2 separate regions of the Homo sapiens genome follow, and region 2 is linked to region 1. A link is an interaction called in ENCODE POLR2A ChIA-PET data of the cell type or tissue named here. Cell type or tissue: endothelial cell of umbilical vein. All regions are shown on one strand. Links, peaks and the distances in the headings refer to the core of each region. The heading gives the core; the rest is flanking DNA. Region 1 has its middle 220 kb from the start of PTGER4. Region 2 has its middle 160 kb from the start of LINC00603.

What was found. ChIA-PET counts read pairs that join two places held together with the same protein. Peaks named below come from ENCODE experiments on the same cell type or tissue, not always from the same donor. Only the 100,000 strongest peaks of a DNase experiment are listed, where the experiment ranks them.
Region 2: POLR2A ChIA-PET joins it to region 1 with 5 read pairs; 1 of 35 experiments calls an interaction of 5 or more read pairs at or near these places.

The regions. Positions count from the first base shown.
Region 1 is chr5:40,456,018-40,471,453 of GRCh38, reverse strand. No RefSeq gene overlaps it. Among named protein-coding and RNA genes, the nearest start is that of PTGER4, 220 kb to the left of the region's middle. In endothelial cell of umbilical vein, for the core only: no CTCF peak of the experiment used is centred there; DNase peaks (open chromatin) are centred at 5,853 and 6,673.
Region 2 is chr5:39,885,575-39,901,010 of GRCh38, reverse strand. It overlaps the pseudogene GCSHP1. Among named protein-coding and RNA genes, the nearest start is that of LINC00603, 160 kb to the left of the region's middle. In endothelial cell of umbilical vein, for the core only: no CTCF peak of the experiment used is centred there; a DNase peak (open chromatin) is centred at 8,100.

The DNA.
Region 1 (15,436 bases), core at 2,561-10,560:
CGGGAAGAAGTTGACTCTTTGAGTAGATCAATAACAGGCTCTGAAATTGAGGCAATAATTGATAGCCTAACAACCAAAAAAAGTCCAGGACCAGATGGATTCGCAGCCGAATTCTACCAGAGGTACAAGGAGGAGCTGGTACCATTCCTTCTGAAACTACTCTGATCAATAGAAAAAGAGGGAATCCTCCCTAACTCATTTTATGAGGTCAGCATCATCCTGATGCCAAAACCTGGCAGAGACACAACAAAAAAAGAGAATTTTAGACCAATATCCCTGATGAACATCAATGCAAAAATCCTCAGTAAAATACTGGCAAACCGAATCCAGCAGCACATCAAAAAGCTTATCCACCACGATCAAGTCGGCCTCATCTCTGGGATGCAAGGCTGATTCAACATATGCAAATCAATAAATGTTAACCACCACATAAACAGAACCAATGACAAAAACCACACGATATCTCAATAGATGCAGAAAAGGCCTTTGACAAAATTCAACAGCCCTTCATGTTAAAAAGTCTCAATAAACTAAGTATTGATGGAACGTATCTCAAAATAATAAGAGCTATTTATGACAATCCCACAGCCAATATCATATTGTATGGGCAAAAACTGGAAGCATTCCCTTTGAAAGCCAGCACAGGACAAGGATGCCCTGTCTCACCACTCCTATTCAACATAGTGTTGGAAATTCTGGCCAAGGCAATCAGGCAAGAGAAAGAAATAAAGGGTATTCAACTAGGAAAAGAGGAAGTCAAATTGTCCCTGTTTGCAGATGACATGATTGTATATTTAGAAAACCCCATTGTTTCAGCCCAAAATCTCCTTAAGCTGATAAGCAACTTCAGCAAAGGTCTCAGGATAGAAAATCGATGTGCAAAAATCACAAGCATTCCTATACACCAATAACAGACAAACAGCCAAATCATGAGTAATCTCTCATTTACAATTGCTACAAAGGGAATAAAATACCTACGAATCCAACTTACAAGGGATGTGAGGGACCTCTTCAAGGAGAACTACAAACCACTGCTCAATGACATAAAAGAGGACACAAAGAAATGGATGAACATTCCATGGTCTTGAACAGGAAGAGTTAGTATCATGAAAATGGCCATACTGCCCAAGGTAATTTATAGATTCAATGCCATCCCCATCAAGCTACCATTCACTTTCTTCACAGAATTGGAAAAAACTGCTTTAAAGTTCATATGGAACCAAAAAAGAGCCCACGTTGCCAAGACAATCCTAAGCAAAAAGAACAAAGCTGGAGGCATCACACTACCTGACTTCAAACTTTACCACAAGACTACAGTAACCGAACATCATAGTACTGGCACTAAAACAGATATATACACCAATGGACAGAATAGAGGCCTCCGAAATAACATCACACATCTACAACTATCTGATATTTGACAAACCTGACAAAAACAAGAAATGGGGAAAGGATTTTCTACTTAATAAGTGGTGTTGGGGAAACTGGCTAGACATATGTAGAAAGCTGAAACTGGATCCTTTCCCTACACCTTATACAAAAATTAATTCAAGAGGGATAAAGACTGAAATGTTAGACCTAAAACCATAAAAACCCTAGAAGAAAACCTAGGCAATACCATTCAGGACATAGGCATGGGCAAGGACTTCATGTCTAAAAGCACCAAAAGCAATGGCAACAAAAGCCTAAATTGACCAATGGAATCTAATTAAACTAAAGAGCTCCTGCACAGCAAAAGAAACTACCATCAGAGTGAACAGACAACCTACAGAATGGGAGTAAATTTTTGCAACCTACTCATCTGACAAAGGGCTAATATCCAGAATCTACAATGAACTCAAACAAATTTACAAGAAAAAAACAAACAACCCCATCAAAAAGTGGGTGAAGGATATGAACAGACACTTCTCAAAAGAAGACATCTATGCAGCCAAAAGACACATGAAAAAAGGCTCATCATCACTGGCCATCAGAGAAATGCAAATCAAAACCGCAATGAGATACCATCTCACAGCAGTTAGGATGGCGATCATTAAAAAGTCAGGAAACAACAGGTGCTGGAGAGGATGTGGAGAAATAGGAACACTTTTACACTGTTGGTGGGAGTGTGAATTAGTTCAACCATTGTGGAAGACAGTGTGGCGATTCCTCAAGGAGCTAGAACCAGAAACACCATTTGACCCAGCCATCCCATTACTGGGTATATACCCAAAGGACTATAAATCATGCTGCTATAAAGACACATGCACACATATGTTTATTGCGGCACTATTCACAATAGCAAAGACTTTGAACCAACCCAAATGTCCAACAATGATAGACTGGATTAAGAAAATGTGGCACATATACACCATGGAATACTATGCAGCCATAAAAAAGGATGAGTTCATGTCCTTTGTAGGGACATGGATGAAATTGGAAACCATCATTCTCAGTAAACTATCGCAAGGACAAAAAACCAAACACCACATGTTCTCACTCATAGGTGGGAGTTGAACAATGAGAACACATGGACACAGGAAGGGGAACAACACACTCTGGGGACTGTTGTGGGGTGGGGGTAGGGGGGAGGGATAGCATTAGGAGATACATCTAATGCTAAATGACGAGTTAATGGGTGCAGCACACCAGCATGGCACATGTATACATATGTAACTAACCTGCACATTGTGCACATGTACCCTAAAACTTAAAGTATAATAATAATAAAATAATAAAAAAACCAAAAAAAAAACCAAACAAAATTGTCTTGGCTATACTGGATTCCTTGAATTTGCATATGAATTTGATTACATGCTTATACATTTCTGCAAAATATCAGCTGAGATTTTGACTGAGATTGCATTTATTTTGTAGAACATTTTGGGAAGCATTACCATCTCAAAGATTGTTAAGCCTTTCCATTCATTTATTTAGATCTTTCACATTTATTTAGATCTTTAAAATTTTTCTTTCAATAGTGTTTTGGGATTTTCAGAGTATAAGTTTTAAACTTTTTTAAAGTTTATCCTAAATATTGTATTATGTTTATTATTATTGTAATTGGAATGGTTAACTTCATTTTTGATTGTTCATTGTTAATGTATAGAAATACTTTGATTTTTGTATCTTGATCTCATACCATGGAGAGTTATCAGCTTATGCATTAGCTACAATAGTTCTTTAATGGATTTCTTAGGATTTTCTACATGTAAGACCATTCCATCTGCAGAGATTTACTTCTTCCTTTCCAATTTAAATGCCTTTTATTTCTTTTGCTTGCCTATTTTCCCTAGTTAAAGCCTCCAGTACTGTGTGTGTGTGTGTGTTTTCTTCATAGATGCCTTTTAGGAGGTTGATGAGGTTTCTTCTATTCAGTGTGTTGAGTTTTTTAAAAGGGAAAGTAGGTTAAATTTTGTCAAATGCTTTTTCTGCATTTACTAAGATGGTCATGTAAGTTTGTTCTTTATTTTATTGATAAGAAGTATGTTAAACTAATCTTTCATTCTGGGGATAAATTCTCTTGATCATGGTGTATAATCCTTTTTATATGTTGCTGGATTTGATATGACAGCATTTTGTTGAAGATTTCTGAGTTTATATACATAGGATATATTGATCTGTGTTTTTCTTTTCTTGTAATGTTTTTGTCTGGTTTTGTTATTAGGATAACACTGGACATATAGTATTATTTGGGAAATATTTCCTTTCCCTTTTTGTAACAATTTGTAAAAAATTGATATTAATTCTTCTTTAAATAGTAGAATTCAACTGTGAATCCATATGTGTTTAGGTTTTCATTATGGAAGTTTTAAAATTATTAATGTAATTTCCTTACTTTTTATAGGTCCATTCAGAATTCTTTTTTTCCTGAGACAGTTTTACTTCTAAAATTGTGTCCATTTGACTTAAATTATTTAATTTGTTGTCATTAGTTGAGAGTATTTCTTTATAATTCTTTTAAATTTTGTGAGGTTGACAATGATGTTTCCTCTTTCATTTTTTATTTTAGTAGTTTGGGTCTTCTCTTATTTTTTCTTAGTCAGTATAGCTAAAAGTTTGTCAATATTTTCTAATCCTTTCAGAGGACAAATTTTTGGTTTTATTTATTTTCTCTTTTGCTTTTCTGTTCCCCTTAATTTCCAGTCAAAAGTTTATTATTTTCTTCCTTCTGCTTAAATGGGCTCGACTTGTTCTGTTTTCAGTGCTTTAAGGTGAAGGTTTGGTTACTGATTTTGAGATTGTCCCACTTTTTAAATATAGGCATTTCCATCTATAAATTTTTCTCTAAGTCCTGCGTTAGCAGTGTCCCATAAATTTTGATGTCATGCTTTTATTTTCATTCATCTCAAAGATTTTAAAATTTCTATTGTGATTTTTAACTTTGAGCCACTGACTATTCAGAAAGATGTTAATTTCCTCATATTCACAAGTTTTCCAAATTTCTTTTTGCTATTGGTTTCTAATCACATGCTATTATGGTTGGTGTGTGCATTTTGCATAATTTCAGTCATTTAAGTTTATCAAGACTTGCTTTATCATCTAACATACGGTGAATTCTGAAGAAATTTCTGTGTGTGCTTAGAAAAAATGTGTATTCTGCTGCTGTTCTTTACAGCATTCTATAGATGTTTGTTAGGTCTAGTTTCTTATAATGTTCAAATTTTCCATTTATTTTAAAATCTTCTCTCTAGTTTTTCTACTTTTCTAGAAAGAAATAGCTATTATTGTTGAATCACCTAATTTCTCCTTGATTTTATCAGCTTTTGCTTTATATAATTTGAAGCTCTGTTGTTAAATGTCTGTATGTTTATCAATTTCATAACTTTCTCCTGGATGGACCATTTTATTATTATAAAATGTCTATCTTTATTTTGAGTAATTAATTTTTGTTCTAAAGTCTGTTTGGAATAATATTAGTGTAACTACTCCAGCTTTCTTGTGTTTGCTGTTTGCACAATATATATATTTTACATCCTTTTACTTCTAACATTTTGTCTTTGAACCTAGACAAGGTTCTTCTGTAGATAGCATGTAGTTGGATCTTGTTTTTATATAGTCTAATAATCTCTGATTTTGAGTTCTTTAATTCATTCACATTTCATTCAATTGTTCATATAACTGGGTTTACATTTGCTATTTTATGCTTCATTTTCTTTGTCTCATGTCTTTTATGTTCCTGTTTTTCTGCTTTACCACTTTCTTTTGCATTAAGTGGTTTCTAGTGTAACATCTTCATTCCTTTCATAATTTTTTTTCACTATTTTTTGAGTTATTTTGTGATAAAATAGAGAAAAAAATCTCCTATATTTATTAGGGAAATAGTACTATTGATTGAGTCTATCAATCTTTGTTAATCATCAAGTGTGAGAAGGCATGAATGTGTGTGTGTGAGAGAGAGAGAGAGAGAAAGAGAGAGGGAGAGAGAGAGAGATACATTTGAGATAGAGCAGGCAGACTTTTTTACTTCTGTAGACACTTTTTTTCCCCAAATTTGAAGTTTATTTTACCAAGGTTATATACATGCCCATAACACAGCCTCAGGAGGCCCTGAGAACAAGCGCCCAAGGTGGTTGGGTCACAGCTTGATTTTATACATTTTAGAGGGGGCAGAAGTTACAGGCAGACATCATCAATTCATGTAAGGTGTACATTGGTTCAGTCTGGAAAGGTGGGATGAAGTGGGGCCTTTCAGGTCACAGATGGATTCAAAGATTTCCTGACTGGCAATTGGTTGAAAGAGTTAAGTTTTGCCTAAAGAGTTGAAATCAGCAGAAAGAAGTGCTTAGGTTAAGATAAGGGGACTTGGTGGAAGCCAAGATTCTTGTTATGCAGAGGAAGTCTCCAGCAATATTACTTCAAGGAGCGTTTCCTCTGGTTGATGAGGGAAGTACTACTGGAAAACCATAAAGCTGCCTCAAACAATAAACTTTAATTTTATATCATATCATATTATCAGGTAGGGACTCTTCTGGGAAGCTGACATGTATCCAGTAGGGTAGTTTAGCAATTCCAGGTAAGTTATGCTAACTAGACCAAATGTACTTCTGGAAACACTGGTAATTAAGAAGAAAGAGCATTTATGTGTGCTGTGAGCTTTCAAATTTTTCCCTTCACATCAAATAGGCTTGATTTTTGTCAAGGTTACTTCCACTTGAATTCAGAAGTGTTTCCATGATTGAATCTGATATTGATCTACTGATAGCTACTCGATTTACAATTAGGGCTTTTTCCCTTTATGAAGACAACCCAATCATGATTGTTCTCCACGTGTTTCCTCAGGGAAAGAATATTTATTTACGTTAATGGCTTCAATGTGATCACAAGGTAACTGCCCGTTGTTTGTAGCTATTTGCCCTTCACTCTGAGCTTCTCAAAAACAATTATTGGAACATTCTTAAAGATGAAAGCCTTGTTTTTCAGATCTAGGCAGCTACTAAGCTTTGAATCTGTGAACTCTACCATCACTGACATTCCAGGTGCACTGTGAGGGGTAGTTAAGAAGTTTTATATTTGAAGGGAAGCTTACTGCTTGAAGTAGCTCATGGTTGACAATAGATTATTTATTTGAGCTTACAAATCTGGCTTCTGCAGCTATTTTCTTTACTACATACTCTATTCTTCTTTCCCCATCTTCTCAAATTTAGTTTTGTCTCTGATTAAGCTATTAAACACAAGAGCATTATGCTTTTGTAGAAGCAAGAGCTTGAAGAAAATTATGCTATTTTGATTTTGAAATACGCTTTAAGAGTAGCAGTGAAAAACCTTTGAAAATATTACTCATCTCTGGTTAAAATATCTCTGGGAAGTGAGTCAGTATTTTATTATTCTCTTTCGGATGTTATTAGCTGGGGACAGTCAAAAGAATTCGAGGAAAAATTAAATCACTTATATAAACCCAGGTGAAGAAGCCAGGGTTAAAACCCAAATCCTTCCATCGTGATACTTGCTTTTTCTCTCTGAATTATGCTCCTTTTTTAAAACAGCATTCTGTTTCCTAATATGATACAAGCAGTTGACCTGAAATTTGCTTCCATGAATTTCTATCTTTACTGAAACAAGAGGGAAAATGTTTTACATTGTTTGCCATAAGGTAGGTTGATAATTGATTACACAAATGGGAGGTAGGGGTGGAAAAGGTAATTACTTACTGTAAGATGAAGTCAGAACACTACGTTATACTTCTGGCTTTTCAATACTTGGCATTGCTCAAATCATTTTATATTTTTATGCACCATCCTTCACGTGTGAGATGGATCTCATCATAAACACATGGCTGTGTGGAGGTATTGTCAGGAATTCCTTATTTGAAGGCTTGTATTTAAAGGGTGGAGGTGGGAATGAAGCCACAGTGTATGCTCATCAATCTTACCATGAACTGTCCTGCGTATTCACAAATCACCACAAATATTCCCATATCATTTTTTCATACTGTTATACTCAATTATAAGGTACAATAAATTTTAAGATATATTATCTATTTAATAATATCTTCAGAAGAAAAGTTTCTATATCAAAGGTACATGCCCAATGAAAGAGGTATCCTGATTTTAGAAACATTAAAATTGACAGATTGTATTTTAGAATCAAGGAAATGTGGTTCAAAACTCCATTATTTTCTCTTTTTAAATAAAATCTGACTCTCCAGGCCACCTAAAAAATAAGTATGAAGAAAGTTCTTGTCTTAGTTTCTGTCTTAGTCAGATATCTGTTGCTCGTAGCAGGATACCTGAAACTGGGTAATTTAGTAAAACAATAACAACAACAACAATAACAACAAAACACATTTCTTACAGTTCTGGAGGCTGGGAAGTCCAGGGGTGAGAGATTGATTCTTATGTGAGTCTTCTCATCCGTGAGGACACTGCAGTCCTGAGGTGCTGCAGGGGATCACAGGGCAATGGGCTGAGCTTGCTATCTCAGGCTCCTCTTCTTCTTATAAAGCCCCCAGTTCCACTCCCATGCTTACCCATTAATCTTTTAACCCATCAATCAGTTAAGCGATGAGTAGATTAATCCATTCATCAGAGAAAAGCCCTGTCAATCCAATCACCTCTTAAAGGTCCCACCTCCCTAAACTGCCACACTGGGGATTACATTTCAACATGGGTTTCAGAAGGAACAACTATTAAATCTATGTAATTCTCCCCCTGGCTCTCCAAAACGTATGTTCTTCTCACAAATACATTAATTCTATTCTTATAGCCCCAAGGTTTTAAAAAATGACACATAATAATTGTACATATTTATGGGGTACATGTGATAATTTTGATACATGCAATGTGTAGTAATCAAAGATAATTAAGATATTTATAACCTCAAGCATTTATCATTTCTTTGTATTGGGAACATTGCAAATATTCTGTTCTAGCTACTTTGAAATATACAGTAAATTATTATTACCTATAGTCACCTTGCTGTGCTATTGATAACTAGAACTTCTTTTTTCTATCTAACTGTGTTTTTAACCCATTAACCAGCCTCTCTTTACCCCTTCCACGAGCCTTCCCAGCCTCTGGTAACTATCATTCTACTCTCTACCTCCATGAGATCAACTTTTTTAGCTCCCATATATGAATGAGAACATGAAATATTTTTCTTTCTTTCCTTGGCACATTTCACTTAAAATAATAATTTCCAGTTCCATTCATTTTGCTGTGACAGAATTTCATTCTTTTTATCATTTAAAAATATTTTATCATGTATATATTCCATATTCATAGATTGATAGACACTGAGGTTATTTTATGTCTTGGTTATTGTGAATAGTGCTGCAATAAATATGGACATGCAGATATCTCTTCAACATACCAATGTTCTTTATTTTGGATATATTCCAGCAGTGGGATTGCTGGATCATATAGTAGATATATTTTTAGTTTTTTGAGGAACCTCTATGTTGTTTTCCATAGTGGCTGTACTAATTTACATTTCTACCAGCAGTGCATAAGAGTTCCCCTCTCTCTAAATCCTTGCTAGCTTTTTTTTTTTTTTTTTTGGCTTTTTGATAATAGTCATTCTAACTGGAGTGAAGTGATAACTCATTGTGGTTTTGATTTGCATTTCTCTGATGATTAGTGATGTTGAGCATTTTTTCCATATGTTTGTTGGTCGTTTTATGTCTGCTTTTGAAAAATCTCTAAGTCTTTTACCCATTTTTAAATTGGATTATTTGTTCTTTTGATATTGAGTTATTTGAATTGCTAATATATTATAGTCATGAACCTCTTGTTGGAAGGATAGTTTGCAAGTGTTTTCTTCCATTTTGTATGTTGTCTCTTCACTCTGTTGATTGCACCCTTTGCTGTACAGAAACTTTTTAGCTTGATGTAATCCCATTTGTCTATGTTTGATTTTGTTACCTGTGCATTTTAGCTCTTATACAAGAAATCTTTTTGCAGATTAATGTTCTGAATTGTTTTCCCATGTTTTCTTCTGGTACTTTCATAGCTTCAGGTCTTGAATTTAAGTATTAAACCATTTTGATTTGAGTTTTGTATATGGTGAAGGATAGAGGTCTAGTTTCGTTTTTCTGCATAAGGATATCCAGTTTTTCCAGTATCACTTATTGAATAGACTGTCTTTTCTGCACTGAATGTTCTTTGTGCCTGTGTCAAAATTGAGTTGGCTGTAAATATGTGGATTGATTTCTAGGTTGTCTATTTTGTTCCTTTGGTCTATGTGTCTGTTTTTATGCTGGTACCATGCAGTTTTGGTTACTAAAGATTTGTAGTACATTTTGAAGTTGGGTAGTGTGATGCTTCCAGCTTTGTTCTTTTTGCTCACAATCCTTTGATTTATTTGGGGTCTTCTGTGGTTCTCTACAAATTTTAGGATTTTTTTTTCTATTTCTGTGAAGAATATTATTGGCATTTTGATAGGCACTACATTGAATCTATAGATTATTTGAATGGTATGAACTTTTTTTTATTTCTTCTTTGTTTATCTGCCCTATCAATGAGTTATATATTTTTGCATGTTTTCATGATTGTGATTATCACCTTTTTGTCTCCAGATGCAGGACTCTTTTCAGCATTTTTTGTAAAGTCAGTCTAGTGATAGATTTCCTTATACTTTTGCTTGTCTGGGAATGGCTTTATTCCTCCCTCAGTCTAAGAAATAGCTTTGTTGAGTATAGTATTCTTGACTGTCAATTTCTTCTTTCAGTACTTTGAATATATCATTTTATTCTCTCCTGACCTGTAAGGTTTCTGAAGAGAAACCTAATGTGAGTCTAATGAATATTCCTTTATATGTGACTTGGTGCTTTTCTCTTGTTTTAGAATTCTTTTTGTCTTTGACTTTTGATATTTTGACTATTTTTTACCTTGGACAGTACCTTTCTGATTGAAATATAGTTTGGGATCTTTGGACTTCCTGGATCTGGATGTTTATATCTGTCTCCAGATTTGGGAAATTTTCAGCTATTATTTTATTAAATAGGTTTTCTATGCATTTTTTCCATTTTTTTTCATTCTGGAATGTCTATAATGAATATTTGTCTACTTAATGGTGTCTCATAAGTTTACAATCTTTTAAGAGCTATTTTCCATTCTTATTTTTTCTAACCAAATAATTTCAAATGACCTGCCTTCAAGTTCAGAGATTCTTCTGTTTGATCAAATCTGCTGTTGAAGCTCTGTGTTGTTTTTTTATTTCATTCATTGAATTCTTTAGTTGCATGATTTGTTTTTTTTCTTTTTTATATCTGTCTTTTTGTTGAATTTCTCATGCATATGTTTTTTCCTGATTTTGTTGAATTGTCTAACTGTATTTTTTATACCTCATTCAGTTTCCTTAAGATCATAATTTTGAATTCCTTTTCTGGTTCTCCATTAATTTTCCTTTTATTGGGGTTTGTTACTAAAAAGTTTTCCTTTAGTAGAGTTACATTTCCTTGCTTTTTCCTGTTTCTTATGTCCTTCCATTGAGTGGAACAATCACCCCTTCCAAACTTTCCAAAGTTAACCCCAAAGTCTTAACTAATACTAGCCCCAACTCAAAAGTCCAAAGTTCAGAATCCCATCTGTGAGCCTGTGAAATCAAGACTAGTTTTTTTTTTTTTTTTTTTTTGAGACGGAATCTCACTGTCGCCAGGCTGGAGTGCAGTGGCGCGATCTCAGCTCACTGCAAACTCTGCCCTCCGAGTTCAAGCGATTCTCCTGCCTCAGCCTCCCGAATAGCTGGGATTACAAGCACCTGCCACTGCACCCGGCTAATTAAGACTAGTTATTAACTTCCAACATACAGTAGTGGTTCAGGCATAAGACAGACACTTCTATTTTAACAGGGAGGAATAGGCAAAGAGAAATGAGTAACAAGCTCAAGCATGTTAGAAACTGAGTAGGACAGACATTAAATCTTTAAGCTGAGGAATGATTTCTTTTGACTCCATGTGTCACCTTCTGGACACACTGGGATGGGGTTTGGGCCCCCAAGGCCTTAGGCAGTCCTATGGGCTTTGCTTGGTGCAGCCCACGTGACTGCTTATGCAGAATAAAGTCCTTTGCCTAAGGCTTCCTTTGGTAGATGTTTCATGCTGCTGGTGGTTCCATAATTCTGAGATCTCAGTGGTAGTCCTGAGTTCCTTAGGCATTACTCTAACAGGGACTCTTGGTGGCAGCTCCAACTTCACATTTCTCCTCTGCTTTATTATACCAGGGATCTTTACAGTAGCTCTGCCTGGGTCTCTAGGCTTTCAGCAACATCTTTTGAAATTTGGGTGGAAGTTGTCAATCTTCCATAGCTCTTGCTTTCTGCAAGCCTGCAGAATTAGTACCACATGGATGTTGTCAAAATTTATAACTTGTACCTTCTGGAGCTGCAGCATGAGCTGCACCTGAGGCTTCTTGAGCCATGGCTAAGGCAGCTGCAGAACTGCTGTGCTGGGGTGTGGGTAGCAGAGTCCCAAAATGGCCCTGACAAGTGAATCTGTGTACTCTGGGGCTGTTCCTTGACACCATTCTGCTCTCCTAAGCCTGTGATGGGAGTGGCATCTTCAAATATCTGGGCAATATCTTTGGGGGTATTTCTTCCATTGTCTTGACAAATAGCACATGGCTGCCTTCTGTCTCTGCTAATCTCCTTAGAAAGTGGTCCATCAGCTACACTCCGTTTCTCTCCTGAAAACATTTTTTTCATTCTTTTTGTGGTCAAATGGTTTTCCAAATTTTTCTGCTCTGCTTCCTTTTTAACTATTAATTCTGTCTTTAAATTATTACTTTGCTCTTGTATCTCAGTGTAAATGGCCAAAGGTAACTATGAATGCCTTCTATACCTTACTTAATTTTTTTTTGTGCCAGATATTCTAGTACATCTTTCTCAAGTTTGGACTTCCACAAAGACCTCAGTCACAGACAGAGTCCAGCTAAGTGCTTTGACAATTTATAACAAGAATGGCCTTTACTTGACTTTCCAATATCTTTTTCCTCAGTTTCTCCTAAAACTTCATCACAATGTTTCCTGCTGACCACATTTCTATCAACATTCTGATCATGACCACTTAACCATTCTCTAAAGTGTTTAAAACTTTCCCTGGTCTTGTCTTCCAAGCCCTCACCAGAATCTGAGCATTTACTAACCAGCTGCTTCAAATTGTTCCAGCCTCTACCCATTATCCAGTTGCAAAGTGACATCCCCGTTTTCACATGTTCATTATTAACAATGTCCTACTCCCAGTGTCAATTTTCTGTGTTAGACCATTTTTGGTTGCTTATAACAGAATACTTGAAACTGGGTAATTTATTAAAAAATATTTTATTTGAATAATTTATTTAAAAAACATTTCTGGAGGCTCGAAAGTTCAAGGTCAGGGGCCCACTTCTGGTGAGGTCTTTCTTATAGTTGGGTACTCTCTGTAGAGTTTCTTTCTCTTATAAAGTCACCAGTCTCAGTCCCATGATAATCCATTAATCTATTAACACATTAGTCTATTAATCCATGAGTCTATTAATCCATAAGTGTGTTAATCCATTCATAAGGACAGAACCCTAGCATCCTAGTCACCTCTTAAAGGCCTCACCTCTCAATACTGCCACATTGGGTGTTATGTTTTAACATAAGTTTCAGAGGGGACAAACATTCAAACCATTGTAGTTTATTTTCTACTGCTATACTAGAATACCATAGGCTAGGTAATTTATTTAAAAAGTGATATATTTGGCTCACAGTTCTGAAAGCTGGGAAGTCCAAGAGCATGGTACTGGCATCTGCTCAGCATATGATGAGGACGTTTTTGCTGCAATGAAATACGGTGAAGGGCAAGAAAGTGCAGGTGAGTGGGAGCTCAACTTTAGAACAAAGCCACTCCCGTGATAACTCACCCACTCCCATGATAATGGCATTAATCTATTCATGAAAGTGGACCTCCCTCCAAGACCTAATTACTTCTTAAAAGCCCCACCTCATAATTCTGTTCCAATGACAAATTTCATCATAAGTTTTGGAGGGGACATTCAAACTGTAGCAGTCCTGTTTCTTTGGTCTCTAGTATCTACCAGGACCATTTGTTGGCTGTGCTGGTGGTCACCAAATCAAGATGTGGTACTTTCTGGGTATCCACAGTATGTGTCATGTTGCAAATTTTTATTTCCCTGCATTAGTAAATATACTTCAACCCAGAATGTTCTGAGCTCATAACAATAAACAAAGATAAAAACAAAAGCTATGAATGCTTTACTAAAATGTAGAATTAATAAAATATCCATTCATTACATAATAAGATGAGCTTGTCTGTCTATTACTATCTGATGACCTTTCAATCTAAGGATCAATTTTTCTTTCCACTTACAAAATCTTTAAAGGAATATAGTAATACCAGAAGATAATGCCAGAATCTATGCCACAGAAGGTTAACATAGGCTATAAACCTACGACGTTTCTGTATTTTTTTTGACACCTGGTTTTATTATGTTTCCATGTGTCACAATAATTAACTTCAGTTGCTTGCTTCTGGTTGAGATATTTTGTTTCTTTGCAGCAAGTTAGAATAAAACTCAAGTCATACGTTTTGTGAGAATAGCAGGATATGGGGGAAGAGACCTACTCTGTGCATTTAAATGTCAGGCACATTGGGCAAGGAAAATATATCGGTCCTGCAGTGTGTTGTTGATTAAAGACCCATTATGTGGTCTTCCAAAGCCCTTCTGCTATGGTTCTCTTCTGAAGCAGGGTGCGTGCAGAGCCTTTTCCAATTAGGCATATTATGTTCCTTTCCAAAGATTCTGGCACTTGGTCTGAGAAGGATGTTTTAGACACCAAAGACAGGCACAAGTTATAGGAAAAAGCTCGTGAGTAATTTTTTTACCCCTTCAATTAGTCTTAATTGAAAACTAACAGTGTGTTAAAAAATGGAATTTCCACAACGAGTTTTCTTGGCATTAAACAAAAAGGTGTTTTGTGACATTTTACATGCTGAGGATTAGAGTCCATTTCAAGTCGTATTTATTTGTTTTTATCACATAATCCTCACAGTCATTCCCATTATAGTCCTTTGTTACCTATTGACCCTGTAACTTGGTACTTTCTTTTGCTGGAATAAAGCCTGTTTCTTCCAGTCATTTTCGTTACCCTCCCTTATGCATGAGGTCCATGCCTGCCTGGTTTTACTAATTCCATTTCTTTCTTTGGATTATGTTCTAAGATTTCTAAATTTCTCTTTTTATTATTTTTTAAATGCCAGCTCTTGTCTGATCTCTTCCCTGAAACCTATCTCAATTTATTTTACTCATGGAGATGTATCTTTGTTCTGAATTCTCAGGAATTTATTGTTTTTATCTCACATTTAACATTTGATTATACTAGTTTGTGTTGTTTTCCAACTGGTCTCTGTGTTTGTTCTGTATTTTCAACAATCTATTAAGCTCCTTGAGGGCAGATAAAATATCGTATATTGCGTTTGTAAGCTCAATAGCACTTAACATATTATTCAACATATAGAAATATCCCAACATTAGATAAGTTGAATTGAGCTTTTCTTTCAGGTTTTGAATTTACAAAAATGTTCTCATTGAAATTGTCTAACAAGTAGCTGAAAAAGCGTTGGTGTAAAAAATAGATGAATATCAATAAGATGGCATTATTATATTATTATGTCTCATTGAATAATGTTAAGTGCCTAGATATGCGTGGGATTAGAGTAGGCACAAATTATTCAAAAGACAGAATTTCTGCTCTCTAGAAACTTGTATTTACATAAACATCGCACCTAATGAGCATAACCCACTTTTAGAAGGGCCAGGATTTATAATAAATTATGTTATTTTCCTATATAACATTTGTAGACAGCCATGAAATGATCTGGCTGGGCAAATATAGTAAACATATTCACACAATCATTTGTGATATATTGTCTATACATATGTTTTAGGAAATGCATGCTGGAAAACTCTTAATTGAAACCACTGATTTATGAGACTAAGTATGAAATGAAGAAATAGAACAGAGGAAAGGCCTTGGA
Region 2 (15,436 bases), core at 3,251-11,250, 570 kb after region 1:
AAATATGTGCAAGGATACAGCAAATGCAACTAATAGGTGCATAGCAGAATTCAGTAATCAATGATAGCACCCTCATTATTATTAACCTTGTGGTGGTATCAAGTAGTAACTAGTAATTGAAGAAATGAGCACTTAAAATTAAATATTTTTGCCATTCTTGATGTATGCTGTGATCTTCTTACTGAACTTCATTTATTTACTAATATACTGGCAGGACTGCCCATTTGACCCAAACTAGAAGCTTTACATTTGTCAGGTATACTTTGCTCTCAGCTTGTAATTATTTTTACTTCTTTCAGGATGACATCTAGAAAATTTAACACTGTTGTGCTGAGAGGAAAATTCGGTGTACACAATTTCTCTTATTCTTTAGACACACAGCATTTTGAAGTGTTTCTTATTCTTCCAAGACAGCAAAGTGCTAAGATGTAAATATATGAGATTTATTTCACTAAATGCATTTAAAATTAGGTATCTCTGTTTTCAGGATGCTATCCAGATATTATGTCACTTATTCATTTTATATAGAGTTTACTCTAAAGGAGTACCCAGGACTTGTTGTTTACAACTGTAGGCATTTTTATGTGTGCTATTAACTTGCCACATTCTTAAGGTTTCGATCAATTTTTGTGTTTTTCCCTGGAGACACAAGTGCAGAGCAGGGAATTGGATAGAGAAAAAAGAAATACTTGGTTTTAATGTTTTCTTTCTTTTTGTCTTCACTTGTGCTAATATTTACAAATACATTGGGATGCCAAAATGAGACATAATAGAGTATAATAGTAATAATAATAATAATAATAATGAATCTGAATCAGAAAATTGGAATGTCAGTTTCATTATTTACCAACTATGTGGTTTAGAGCAGGTCACTTACTTGTAAAACAGAGATTATAATACACATGTGAAATGGACATTACAATGCTGTATCTAGTACATATGTATTATTACTCAGAAAAATTTTAACTGAATGTGCATGTGATTTTATAAACAGCAAATATTCAGTTCACTTAAAAATATGTTTTTGCCATTATAGCTAAAACTAGAGTAAGTTATTTTTTGCACTGCATTAAATTTACAACATATGCGTTAAATTATAATTACCTAGAGACTGAGGCAACAAGCATGGAGGAGCAAATATAGCTTCTGTAGTACGCAAAATTTATCACATAAGGTAGCAGAGCATATTCCTGAAAAAAACGGACAGTGGGACATAAAACATCTGATTGACAGAAAAGAGAAAGTGGAAAATGTGGCTTAGGAATTCTGACATCTCAGTGGTTAGACCTACGACTTGGTAAGTAAATGTAAGAACATTGGTTATTTGGAAAGGGTTTACCAAAGTGAAAGATAGAATTACTGACATGAAAAAGAGCTTCGAGATAAATTTTATCAGCTACTTCATTCTTCCCAGGTTCTTGCCATTTTGGAAAATCATGTAGTACAGAAACAAGAGGGAAAATAAACTAATATTTACAGAGTCATATTTATATGCCAGAAATGCACTAGGCATTTTTTGCACACAAGAATAAAATCATTCTGTAAATCATTTTCTGATTGTTAATGGAAAAAAATAGCCCTTTCATATTACCAGAAGGATGCTACTGGAAATATAAGTTATTGCATTGTATATTCTGTATTTAAATTGCTAAGTGGCCTAAATTTTATTTCAGTTTCATCTTGTATCCAAGGATGTAGAACTAAGTGTAAGATCTTAGTCAAGGAGAGTAATAAGTAAAGTGGTGTTGTTATTGTATTAGTTTGCTAGGGCTGCCATAACAAAATGCCCCCGACTTGGTGGTTAAAACAACAGAGATTATTTTTTCACAGTTGTGGAATCTAGAAGTCCAAGATAAAGGTGCCAAAGGGTTGGTTTCTTCTGAGAGTCATCAAGGAAGGCTCTACTTCAGGCCTTTTTCTTTGGCTTGTCAATGACTGTTTTCTCCCTGTGCCTTTCACATTGTCTTCCTTCGGTGCTTCTGTGTCCACATGTTCTTCTTCTTATAAATACACCATTCATGTTGGATTAGTACCCACTCTAATGACCTCATTTTTATTTAATTACATCTGCAAAGACCTTACTTCCTACCACAACCACATTCCTAGATACTGGGGGGTTAGGACATCAACATATGAATTCAGTTGACTTGTTCATAATAGATGCACCACAAATATTTGCTAATGATAATTCAAGAACTCTTTGTAACAAATAAACAAAACTTTGTTGCCCTGAAGATCCCCTAAAGAAATAACTTGAAATTAAGTCAAAATAGAAAGCCATCCACATTAGAATACTTTGGGCATTGAACCAGGCCAGACCTCAAAAGCAAATTTAGGTATGAGAATTGGTTGGAATGATAACTTGGACACATGGTCATTTCCTCTTTGGTTGATAACCTAACAAGAAACACGCAGTCAAAAATATACTCCAGATCAAAGACACACATGAATAGATATGGCTTTTTCTCACCTCCCTTTATTTCTCCCAAGAACATGCCCAGAATTTGAGGAGCTCACCAGGTAGAGTGGAAACCTACCAGTTCAGAGGATTCCTAACCATGGTTTATACTGTTTTAAATGAAAGCTTGCAGGGACTGATGAGTATGAAGGGGATGTGGAACTTCAATATTCAAGGATCCACTCTACTTTAAGGAATAAGGAAATTCTTGCTAAGTCCCCACTATATACTTTCAACCTGTGTTTCTTGCTGTGTCACTGGGTCTCATGGAGGTTTCAGGGAACAGGCATGCCCTATTGGAATTTTTGAATAAAGCATAAATTTGAGCATCTATAAAAAGCACATTTTAAAACATAAAGTGCTATGTAAATAATCCATTTTGAATGTTGTAAATAAATAAGTCATCTATGACTTTCATTATTTATTGGGGAATTAAATATACATGGAATACTGACTATATTCCAGGTACTCTGTTAAGGATTGAGCATACAAAAGTCAAAAAGACAGACATCATACCTTTTACATGGAATGCACATAATAACAATTTTGACATAATTTTCATATTACTAGTCTTATAAAAACTAAATACATACTACAATTAAGAGTTGGAAGAAGCCTCTAGAATTTGGCAATAGTTGAGGGAGTTGGTTTCTGTAATTTCAAGATGCTGAAATCAAATGTATTCAGTAGTACCATCCCATACTCATCTCTTCATTATAAACAGAGAAACACACTCTCTTCTGAGAGCAGAAGGAAAAAAGTTGTTTTTTGACATTTTCTGCATTCCTTTCCATGGCTGTAGATTCGAACACTTTTAAATTTCTTTTTCACAAGGCTAGGCAATTTTCAGTACTAGTCTTTGAGGATAATCTAAATGTGCATGAGTCTTGGCCTAGAAAATGCCAGCTGGAAAATGAAAGAGTAGGGACCTTGTGCCATGCTCTATGGGCCATGCAAGTGTGACGAAGACTCAAAGTCTCTTTATCTTGTAAATGGAGTCAAAGGTTCTGGTCTATGCCTAAACTTTCTACTAACTGATTTGAAAATTGCGATTATTACTTATATGGTGGTTATCATTGTAAAGAATTAGATAAATTTATCTCAGTCTTTCAGAAAGAAAACTACAACTAGAGGAATTAATTCCATTATCTATTTTAATGAAATCTTTAGCCTATTTAGGTAGAAAACCTCTCTTCAGAAAATCTTTCCTCAGTGCTTTTTCTGATAGGTTTTGTTTTTGCTCTGATGAACTTTTGCTGTACATCTTCTGTCAGGGCAAAATAGTTACATCTGCAAAGAATGTATACCATGTCATTAACCTTCCTTCACTAGCAGCAAATTAAAGCCAAACAACAAAGTCATAATTCCACAGAGACTGAAAGATGGACTTTAAGTAGAATTATATGGGCTGTGAATTATCTTCAGCAGTAAACTATTGTACAAATAGCCCATTGAAGTTCACTAAAATGGGAAAGGTTGGGGTTACTACAATTCTTATCTAACTCTTGAGTCTTCGTGATAGCCCAATACCCGTGGTAGCCTGAAGTGTACTTCATGTGCCTTGTGAGAAAAGGAAAACTAGTGCGGTTTTTCTCTTTCCCATTGCACTCTAGAGCCATTTGAACAGCAGTTAAAATTCCCTGTCAAAAGTAAATACTGAGTGTTTGTCAACTCTGAAGACCCAATAAAAGATAATCTGTTTCACTGCTCCTGTTTGAGCATATAAAACAAGGTACTGGCCGGGTGCGGTGGCTCAGGCCTGTAATCCCAACACTTTGGGAGGCTGAGGTGGGTGGATCACAAGGTCAGGAGATTGAGACCATCCTGACCAAAATGGTGAAAACCTGTCTCTACTAAAAATACAAAAAATTAGCTGGGAATTGTGGCATGTGCCTGTAATCTCAGCTATTCTGGAGGCTGAAGCAGGAGAATCCCTTGAACCAGGGAGTTGGAGGTTCCAGTGAGCCGAAATCACGCCACTGCACTCCAGCCTGATGACAGAGTGAGACCCCGTCTCAAAACAAAACAAAACAAAACAAAACAAACATGATACTAAAGCTTTTAGAAATTCTGGTCCTTTAAGTCTTATTTCTCCTGATAAGAGCTTTCTAGAGAGATGATGTAAAGAGAGGAATTTTAGTCTACGGTATTCTAATTTGCTCTATTTAAATTAATATCCCACTTCTCACATGAGTCTCTAGTAGATATTAATAGAAATTACTGGCATGTCTCCAACAATCTAGAGTAAATTTATATGGGAAAGCAAAGGACGGGTGACAAGTGGCTAAGGGAGAACTGGCTCAGTTAGTTGTGAGTGGCAGTCTGCACTCTAATCAATTTCCCCCCAAATTTCCAAATATTGATTTACCACCAAGAATTTTTCAGGTAAACACCCACAGCTTCAGACCATCACCCGATTCTCTAGTTTCCCATCCTTCCTTGAGCCTCTCTCCATGTCCCCTTAGTGTCTCCTCTATCAGGGCCTGCACTCTCCTTGGATACCACCTTCCTCTCTCGAACCACTTCAAGAGATTTCTACATGGAGCAGGATTGTTTAATTTCTAGTTCTCTCTGTTGCAGGTGTCTCTGTATTTGCTGTTTGGATTTCTTGCCTGTTTCTGACCCATTGCATCTCCCCACTCTCTTGTGCTTGAGTATTACTGATGTTTGAATGCTTGCCTAATCTGAGGGCCCTCTAGCTTCTAATCATTCTGTGAATCTAGTTTCCTGACCTATCTCCAAAATTAGTTATCACACATTGTGCTAATGTGACAACAGTTAGTTATCTCAGTTTAAACCAGGGTCATTTAATCTCCTTGGTCTCAATTTTCTCATTTAAAAATAGGATGCTCTGTGTTATGTGGAGGTCTTTTATTTTGACATGTCAATTGGGTTGAGTTGTTAACATCCAATTTACAAATTCACCATTTGGTTCTTGATCAGAGTAACTTTCAGATAAGTAAATACAGATGAGTGAATAATTGAAATTAAAGAACTTCTAAAATGAAAGTTGGCTTTCAAAAGTACTTCTGGGTTTGTGACCAGCCTGGCCAACATGGTGAAACCCCGCCTCTACTAAAAATACAAAAAATTAGCCAGGTAGTTGGAATTACAGGTACAGGACACCTGTAATTCCAGCTGCTCAGGAGGCTGAGATAGGAGAATTCCTTGAACCTGGGAGGCAGAGGTTGCAGTGAGCCAAGATCCGCCATTGCACTCCAGCCTGGGCAACAAGAGCAAAATTCCATCTCAAAAACAAACAAACAAACAAAAAACACAAAACACAAAAAACAAAACAAAAACACTTCTGGAATAGTATTTTTAAAAAGAAGAAAAAGTATTCTAACAGATGACTCCATTTCAGCGAATTTAATTACTCCGAAAAAAGTATTTTTACCTTGAGTTATTTATAAGTTATGTAAGACTTGATTCTACTCAACCATCCATCTCACACAATGTTAGATTTCAAAAGAAATATAAATGCCAATTATTGGTATTTTTGATCCCTTATTATATGCTTAGGGCTCTTCTAAATATGTTTTAAATATGATTTCACTAATTTCTCAACCCCTATAAAGTAGAAACTATTGTTACTTCTATTTTACAAATGAATTTTACAGATGAATTGACTGAGGAAGAGGCGTTAAGTAACTTGCTCAAGATTATACAATTAGGAAAAACCCAGGATTTATACAAGGAACTTTGGCTTCAGAGCCTGTGCTGGTAAACATCACACTATTCTATTCATCATGAGCAATTTGAAGAAAGTTCTTGACAGGAGTGTATTAAAGTAGAAGCTCTTGAAAAGGCAAATCAAGTTTATGTTCATAACACACAACAAAACTTTTAAATTCTTTTCTGCAACTCTACTCTAAAAATGACACACAGAATAAAAGCTGCTTATAAATCTGTTTGTTTTTACTCTCTTTTTTCCCTTTTGATTTTTCTTTTCATTTCCCCCTAAACACGACATGAAAGGCTCTTCCATATCTTCACCCACAAATCTATTTTCCACCTTCAATGGATATTTTATTCTTTCTTGGAGGCTCTATGTCTTTCTTTTGTGAGTTGGTTTAATTTTTCATGCTTGTCTAATACAGCATCTTTACATGTTCCTGAACACAGGTCAACCTGAAGAGAGTCGGAGAAAGATCTTGCCAAATTTTTCTCAGAGAAGGATGGAAGAATCATATTACCTTAATTCTTTTTTTTTTTTTTGAGATGGAGTTTCACTCTTGTTGCCCAGACTACAGTACAATGGCTCGATCTTGGCTCACTGCAACCTCCGCCTCCTGGGTTCAAACAATTCTCCTGTCTCAGCCTCCCATGTAGCTGGGATTACAGGTGCCTGCCACCATGCCCAGCTAATTTTTGTATTTTTAGTAGAGTCAGCATTTCACCATGTTGGCCAGGCTGGTCTTGAACTCCTGACCTCATCTGCCTGCCTTGGTCTCCCAAAGAGCTGGGATTAAAGGCGTGAGCCACCATGCCCGATGCATATTGTCTTAGTTCTTATTATCTCTGTATACCTCTACACAATTTCAGATGTTGCTGTTCTATAAGGAATTCACTTATCATTCACTTGAACTTTTATGGGTTCCTTTACACCAAAGTTTCAATGTCTATGTTTACTTACAGCTATAAATTTCTTTAGATAGTGAATATAAGGGAATATTTGGGGCTAGATATTAGGGCCTGTGTCATGTGGATAGGTGAGTCAAGAGGCCCAGAGAAGAAGTAAACAATTCTGGCTATTATCTAGACATTTTGTTTTTCTGAAAAATCACAGTAACATTTCAAAAGATAACATCCACTTTGAAAAAAGTATGTTATGATTTTATGTAAAACATTTTTTGGCTGGGTGTGGTGGCTCACACTTGTAATTCCAACACTTTGGGAGGCTGAGATGGGATGATTGCTTGGGCCCAGGAGTGCGCGACCAATGTGGGCAACATAGTGAGACCTCATCTCTACAAAAAGTAAACAAAATTAGGTGGGCATGGTGGTGTCTGCCTGTGGTCTCAGCTACTGGGGAGGCTGAGGCGGGAGGATAGCCTGAGCCCAGGAGGTTCAGCCACTGAACATGGTTCAATGTGTTTGCACCACTGCACTCCAGCCTGGGTGACAGAGTGAGACCCTGTCTCAAAAAAAAAAAAAAAAAAGGATTTTACATAAACAACTCACAAGATGAACTGAAATTCTCATTCTTTACCTGGGTGTTTAGGGGATATAGAGGTACAATGTGAGTGAGAAGAGAGGGCCTGAGATAACTGATGTGTCTTAAAAGAAAAAGAAGATGAATTGGGTTGACAGAGTAGGAGACCTGGAAATTTCACACCAAATTCTAGAGCTGCAGAGCTTCTCTGTTTCAGGAGTGTGATATTTGAAATCTGACTTTCAGTGGAGTGACAAAACTCTTTCTTAAAAATGGTTTGAAATTGCATTTTAGGTGGGCAATTAAGCAAAGGACTTATAAAAATGAGTTCTGATTAATAACCTCAAATTTAAGAAGTTAGAAACTGATTTTATTTTCTCATAGCTTTAAGGAATAAATTAGTACCTATACTTATGAGTGTGTGAGCACATGTTTACTAACAAAAGGAAGAGGGGGAAGTTAAGCTGACTCACTGTCAATGTCAGCCTTTTTTGTTTCTGCCTGATACAAAAATAAAACTCCGGCTTGAGGCATTTGGACAAGCTGAAGATTAATCACTGCATGACAACATTTAGATATTCATTGTCCACTCTGAATGTTTAAAATGAGGTTTTATTTTCTAGACATGAAACTTGTAGATTTGTTTTCACATATTTGCTGAACTTTCAGAGTCTATTTGGAGTTGACCTATTGGGAATGAGCTATCCAGGATGCAAGAAAAAGTTCCAGCTCAATGGAACTAAAACACAATTGGGAGATTAGAAAAATACACATGAAAAGTGAAATATCAATAGAATAATCCAATTCATTGATACTTTGAACTTCCTGGAACTTTTCTTATCCGGGTTGATAAAGTTGCTGGTTTACTAAGAATAAACAAGAAAGGAAAATACCCTAATTACATGCCAAAGATTAAGCATTTACACACATATATATTGTTTCTTGGACACTTCCTCAAATTTTCACTCAAAACCTAGTTGCTCTTAGTTTATACAATCTTAATACATTTTATCATATCTTATTTCAGACTTTAGCAGATTAAAAACAACTGTTTGTAAAGTAGAGGGCTATCTACATGCAAGAACTTTATGAATAAAAGTGAATTTACTTAACAAACAATAAGCAGAATAATTGAAGAATTAAATACTCACCGGAATCACATCTAAAATGCTCTCTCTGCCTCATTTAGACCATGTAGTATCAATGTTTTAGTTAAATCTTCACTAATCTCTAAGACTGCATCTCAAAAATGTCTTCTCCATAAATTCCATTTAAGGCAAAAATACAGGAATCATCACAAGGCACTATGTAGGTAGGAATCAAATCTTTGTGGTAGGCACAGTGTTCTTGTTAGAGCCAGAACCATCTCTAGTACATCCTGTATCTGGGGTGTAGGTTTAAAACTAAGCAAAATTTTACCGAGTTTCACAAGAGCACTTTGAGCTGCATTTCTCCAGAAATACAATAAAAACAAACCAAAGAGAGGAAAGTCTAGGACTAAGCCTCTAAATGAATTGAGTGATATTAGATTAAACAAGACAAGTTTAGATGTTGCCAACATGTATCTCCTTCCTGGGAAAAGGAAACATCATCTATGAAAACTGAAAGCCAGAGCAGGTTTACAGGGATGATCTTTAAACTTCAGCTGATGCTAGAATCACGTCTCTAACCCTACTCATTTTCTTACAGAAAATAATTATTTCAGTGAATGCCTACAATCTGTCCCCTTGCCCAAGATGTCAAAGATGATTCATTCTCTTATGGCAGAGAAAGCCAGAGGAATCTAAGCAATCATGACTCTTTGGCCAGACTACCTGCTGCTCCCAAGGGAGACTCATGAACAATCATTTCCAGCATTGCCTCTCTAAAATTTCCGGTACTTATTTCTCTCAAAGGATGTTGAGGTCTTGGTAGCTGGACAGTTGTAAGACACAGTCTTGAGCATCTCAATTAATAGTTTTTATCAGAGGATCAGTTCAACTTTACTTGGCAGCATTGATGGCACAGTATCCTTTTAAAGACATACCTCTAAAAGAAGTTACTTCTTTAGTGACTTGAGAAATATGTTGAGGCAATGGGCTTTTGGCACACCACACAGATTGAACCTGACCATCTCTTTTTGAGGGGAAATTTAACAGTTAGAGAAGGACTGCACATCCATGCACTATTTGCTACTTCTGGTGACCATTATTAAACATAGTTTAAAGTTAATTTTGGAGTTATAACTCGATTTTGTTATTTTGTTACTATTTGTCTGGATATTAATAAAGTGCTCCATTTTCCCTGTCTGCTGGAGAAGTTAATTGATTTCTAAGAAGAAATAAAAAGGATTCATACAAAAATTAGAAAAATATTAAATTAGCTTTTATAAAAATGCTGAAAACTTTATTAAGGCTACCAGAAGTTTTTCATTTAGATTTAATATAAATCTTGGAGAATGCTTATAATAACTTTTCTTTGTATTTTCTCATAGTCACAGACATAAAATTGCTTTCATATGTGAAACCCATCTGTTAATAGTTCTCAAATTATTTTCGTGTTATTCTTATTTATTTTTTGTTTGCTAATACGGTATAAAAGTCCTAATACAAATCATGCTAGCTAGTTCACATTCATGTTAGTGATAATTAGAATAGTATAATTGATATTTTATTGGAAAATGATGTTTCCCTTTATATTTTCTTAATAGATAATTTCTGTATTTGTAATTCTTATATTATTATAATTATTGTGTCAAGTTTGTTTTCTAAGATAACCTAGTTCTATTCGCATAATAAAAGTCAGGGATCAGATGAAACTCATTTAAAAGAAATAAAATTTATAGAGAATACATATTAAGAACTGTGCTTGTGATATGAGAATATATTTTTATTTCATTATTGTGCCAGTTGTGTTAATTACTTTATTGCTTCTTAGTGACATATGTATATATATATATATGTTTGCTGGACACGATTTTGGTATCCTTAACAGGGTACTGAAACTCTTTATCTTAGTCAGTTTGGGGTGTCAAAACAGAATACCATAGACTGGGTAGCATAAACAACTGAAATTTATTTCTCACATTTCTAGAGGCTGGTAATCTGAGATCAGGATGGTCATTTTTTTTTTTTTTTTGTAATTGATCATGGCAGAGAAAAGAGAAAAAAAAGCAAGGTGTCTCTTGTCTTTTTATAACGTCACTAATCCTATTCACTAGGCTTCCATCTACATGACATACTTACCTCCAAAAGACCCCACCTCTTAATACTATTACCTTGGGGGTTAGGATTTCGAGAAGAATTTTTGGGGAGAATGCAAACATTCAGTCCATAGCATCTTTGAAGGCTGATAAATACCTTTTATTTCTCTAAAATCTAATACCAATTATAGTACTTGATAGAATGTATGAACCTGGAAAAATAACCATAGTTCCAGTGAATATATTTGCCAAGATAATTTAAAAGTGGATGGATTAATTTATTAATTAATTCACCCATTCTTTTGTCCATGAACACATATTTGTTGAATACTTACTAATGCCAAACATAGACATATACAATGTATTAAACTGGTCAGAATGCTGATAATAATAATAAGAAGAAAATGAACTGTTTTCCAAGTCACTCTATCAGTCTAGCACAATTCTGATGCTAAAATAGAATAAGGATAGCATAAATAAAAAGAAGCTATAAACCTACATAACTTATAAATAAGCAAGGGTTATAAATAATAATTAAATCATTAAACAGGTAAAAATCATTAAGAAGTAATATATTGAATGAATAGTTTATCTAGACAGAAACAGTCTATCCCAAAGAATGCAAAGATGGTTCAAAATAAGAAATATCCATTACAGCAACTTAAAATATTATGATATTAAAGAAGAAAAAACATATCAATAGAAAAATATAAGTATATTAAAGATACATATATTTTAAAATTTATAAATGAATTGAGAGAAAATAAAAGAGAACATGTTTTGCAATGTTGATTGGAAACATCCTTCCTATCGATGATACCATTTACAAAAGGCAAAGATACATGTACAGTTGGTCTTCCATATCTATGGATTCTGCATCTGTAGATTCAACCAATCATGAATTGAAAATACTAAAAAAGAAACGAATAAACATAATACAAATAAAAATGCAGTATAACAAATATTTACATAGCATTTACACTGTATTAGATATTATACATAATCTAGAGATGATTCAAAGTACACAAAAGGATCGCATAGGTTATACCAATACAACCCGTTTTATATAAGAACTTGAGCATCCACAAATTTTTGGTATCTCAGGAGGGTCCTGGGACAAATCCCCTGTGGATACTGAGGAAGCAGCACAAAGCATGAGCACCTTGGCCTGCAACTTGCAGCCTGTGAGTCTTCTTTTTACCGTAGGCCCTGCCCAGTGAGGCCCTGGCTGCTGAGACTGCCACAGTATGGGCCTGTGCACAGACCTTCTCTGCTGTTGGTATGTAAATTCATAGAGAAGTATAAATGGATAACAACAGAAAATGGTATTGGAACAGTGGAAATCAGCAATTTTGCACAGGAAGCTTTGGGAGATGTTACTAGAGTCTCTGTGAAGTTGGGACAAAATTGAACAAACAAGATGAGTTTGGTGTTTGGGAAGTGTGAAAACTGCTAGTGAACTCTATTCTCCTCTATGAGGAGAAGTAACTGAAATTAATGAACCTTTTGTAGAAAATCCAGGACTTACCAACGAATCTTATGAAAGTGGCTGACTGATCAAGATGACACTAAGTAACCCTTCAGAACTAGATGGACTAACGAGTGAAGTGTATGAGAAATACACAAAATCTAATGAAGACTGAAAGTGGAATTCCTAAACAAACCAGTATGAGATAACTTCATCCAGCATAGTTGAATTAAAGTAATGGTGGATAGAAGACTTTAAATAGCAACTTTTGGCAATGTGATGGGAAAAGAAACTACTCTCAACACTGCTGGTGAAAGAAAATACACCTTAACTTTCCAATGATTGTGGATAAACACAATATGCATCTTTTTCAAAATACCCTATGGTGTTTAGACTAGGGTCTAGTATTGAGAATTCATGTAATTATTGGTGGTGAAAACTAGTTATAGAAATTATGTAATTCAAGGATAACATTATTATCTTAAGCCTTATATTATATTATAACTTGCTGACATCCATCCATAGATTTGGATCAAAATACTGAATGACCTTTCCACTGGAAATAATTGGGAGTTAGTTGTACAATGTCAGATGGAAAACAATCCAATCTTAATTTTGCAACATACTGCATTTGCTGGTGCCATTTTTATACAGTGAATAAATAGCCTTGCAGCAAAATAAGAAACAAATAATAAAATATTCAACTTCCTCAAAACAACAACAAAGTTTGTACAGAGGAAGATACCATAAGTAAAATGAAAATGTAAATGATAAACTTCTAGTTCTGGGAAAGATAGATAAAGTCAACATCCCTTTATCTTACACTGAATTCAATTATAATACCTGAAAAAAAATGCTCATGCAGCTATTTGAGAATTCTAAGAAGTAAATATAAGAAGACAGATTGGGAAGAATACCAGAGTTCAAAGTACTACTAAACCAACCAAAGTACTACTAAACCAACAGTGAGCTTGCTACATTTTTCTTCCTTTGTTATGTCCTGGCCAGGAAACAGCATGATCCAAAACCCAGAAATAAGCACCGTGGTGCAGACAGAGAGATGTAGAAGAAACCCTCTAGTTTTAACTCAAGAAACAGAAAAGGGAACTCTCAAAACTCAGAGATAATGGGGAAAATTTCTTGGATTTTTTTCCTTTTCTTTTTCTCCATTACCTTAGGGGAAAACTGTAGTGCAAGATCTTCCAGGAATGAGAAAGCAGCAGTAGCCAAAACTTGGAGTACCTTTCTCTCTATTCAATCAAGCTGGCTCCAAGATGGTGTCATGAAACTCGTATTTGTTTTTCACTTCTCTCTCTGTCCTGCTACCGCTTGACCTTGAACATGGTGCAATGGGCAATTTCTAGCCAGAAGTCTGAAAAGGGCAGCCCACAGAACTGGAAAGTTCCTGGTAGATAAAAAAAAAAAAAAAAAAGTAGGAGCTCAGGAAGGTCACCTCTTAAATGTGTTTATGAACTCTTACACTCACCCCCAATCTGTGTTGTACCAGCATGAAGTGGCACAACGTCTTTAAAGTCCTGACCAAAAAAAAGAAAAAAACACACAAAAAACTGTCAACTCAGAATTTTATATCAGTGAAAATATCCTTTTGGAATTAAAATAAAGACATCTCTGATTAAGAAAAACTAATAGTAGTTAATGGCAGCAGAACTGCTTTGAAAGAATTGCTAAAACTCTTCAGACAGCGGGAAATGATAACCGAAAGAAATTTTGAACATCAGAAATCAAGAAAGAGGAGCAGAAAGGGAAAATATCTGGGTATATATAATACACTATTCTGGGTATATATAATACACTATAATACACTTTGGATTATTTAAAATATGTTTGATAGTTAAAACATAAAATATACTAATCTCAGATGGGAGTTTCAATGTCTGTAGGTATAATATTTAAGACAATCGTAGAAAAAAGGAGACATCTTAATGGGACTTTATAGTAGTAACACTTCTACATTCAAATTAGGTGGTAAAATATTGATTATAAATAGACTGTTAAAAAATTATGTATTTTGTAATTCCTGGAATAAGCTCTAAAAAATAGATGAAGCAATATAATGACTGAGAATGGTACCAGTGAATAAGAAAATTTTCAAAGAAAAGATAAAAACACCAATGTTCAATGGTATTAAATTTAAAATAAATACAGAGTTTTCCTTCAGAGTCCCTATGGAAGTTTTACATAATGTATACTAGATAATTAAAAAGTATCCACTATCTCTTTAGGTACATGTTACGTTGAAAAAAATAAAGCACACAAAACAAAGAACAGTGAAATAAGTTGAATGAAATAGCAATAGGTTTTTTTTAACATTTCTAATGTTACAGCTTTTGATTTATGAAAAGAAAAATGCTATCATTTTACCATCAACTAGTCACATTATGAAAAGACAAATGCTATCATTTCATCAGTAACTAGTTACATTAAATAATAAATAATCATTACTACTTCCTTTGAATGATCAATTGCTAAAATTTGACTTAACGGTCACAGCAAAAAAATACTGTTTCATCATCTCTAGGTGATAGAAATGGAGCCTTTCCCACAGACTCCTTGTCTCTGGCTCATGATCTGCTTTTATTTTTATTTTTATTTTTGAGCTCCGTGTGTGTGTTAGGGGGGTGCTAAATTTCAGAAGTGGGTGTTATCATTTATTGAAATTTTGTATTGTCTTGTCTCTACATGAAAATTTGAATGCTACATTACATTTTTAGTTTTATTTCATTGATGATTAATTCTTAGAGATTTAATCAGGCAAGTTTACACTAGATTCTTTATAGTCTATGACTACACTAAAGGCAACACAAATTGATTTTACAGAGAAAATAATTAGATTAAAGAGGCACAAATTTCCAGTTTAAAGAACAAGATTAAATGGATTCACTTCCTTTCATTCTCTAAAAGTAACCAATGCAACATTTCTTTTGTCTCTTCAGTGAATTTAATTTTAATGGTCCTGCTGAGTTACTTTGGGCCTTCAGAATATACTGTGTTCTTTGTCTCTAAATACATAAATGTTAGTTAAAGAAAGTGTTTAGACTGAAAATCCTGTATCTCAAATTTTAAATGAAATTTACTCTTCTGGGAACTGTGCGAGGCGCTTTCACATTTTTCTTATGCCCACATCGCTGATGGGAAATGAGTGACTTAGGCTGC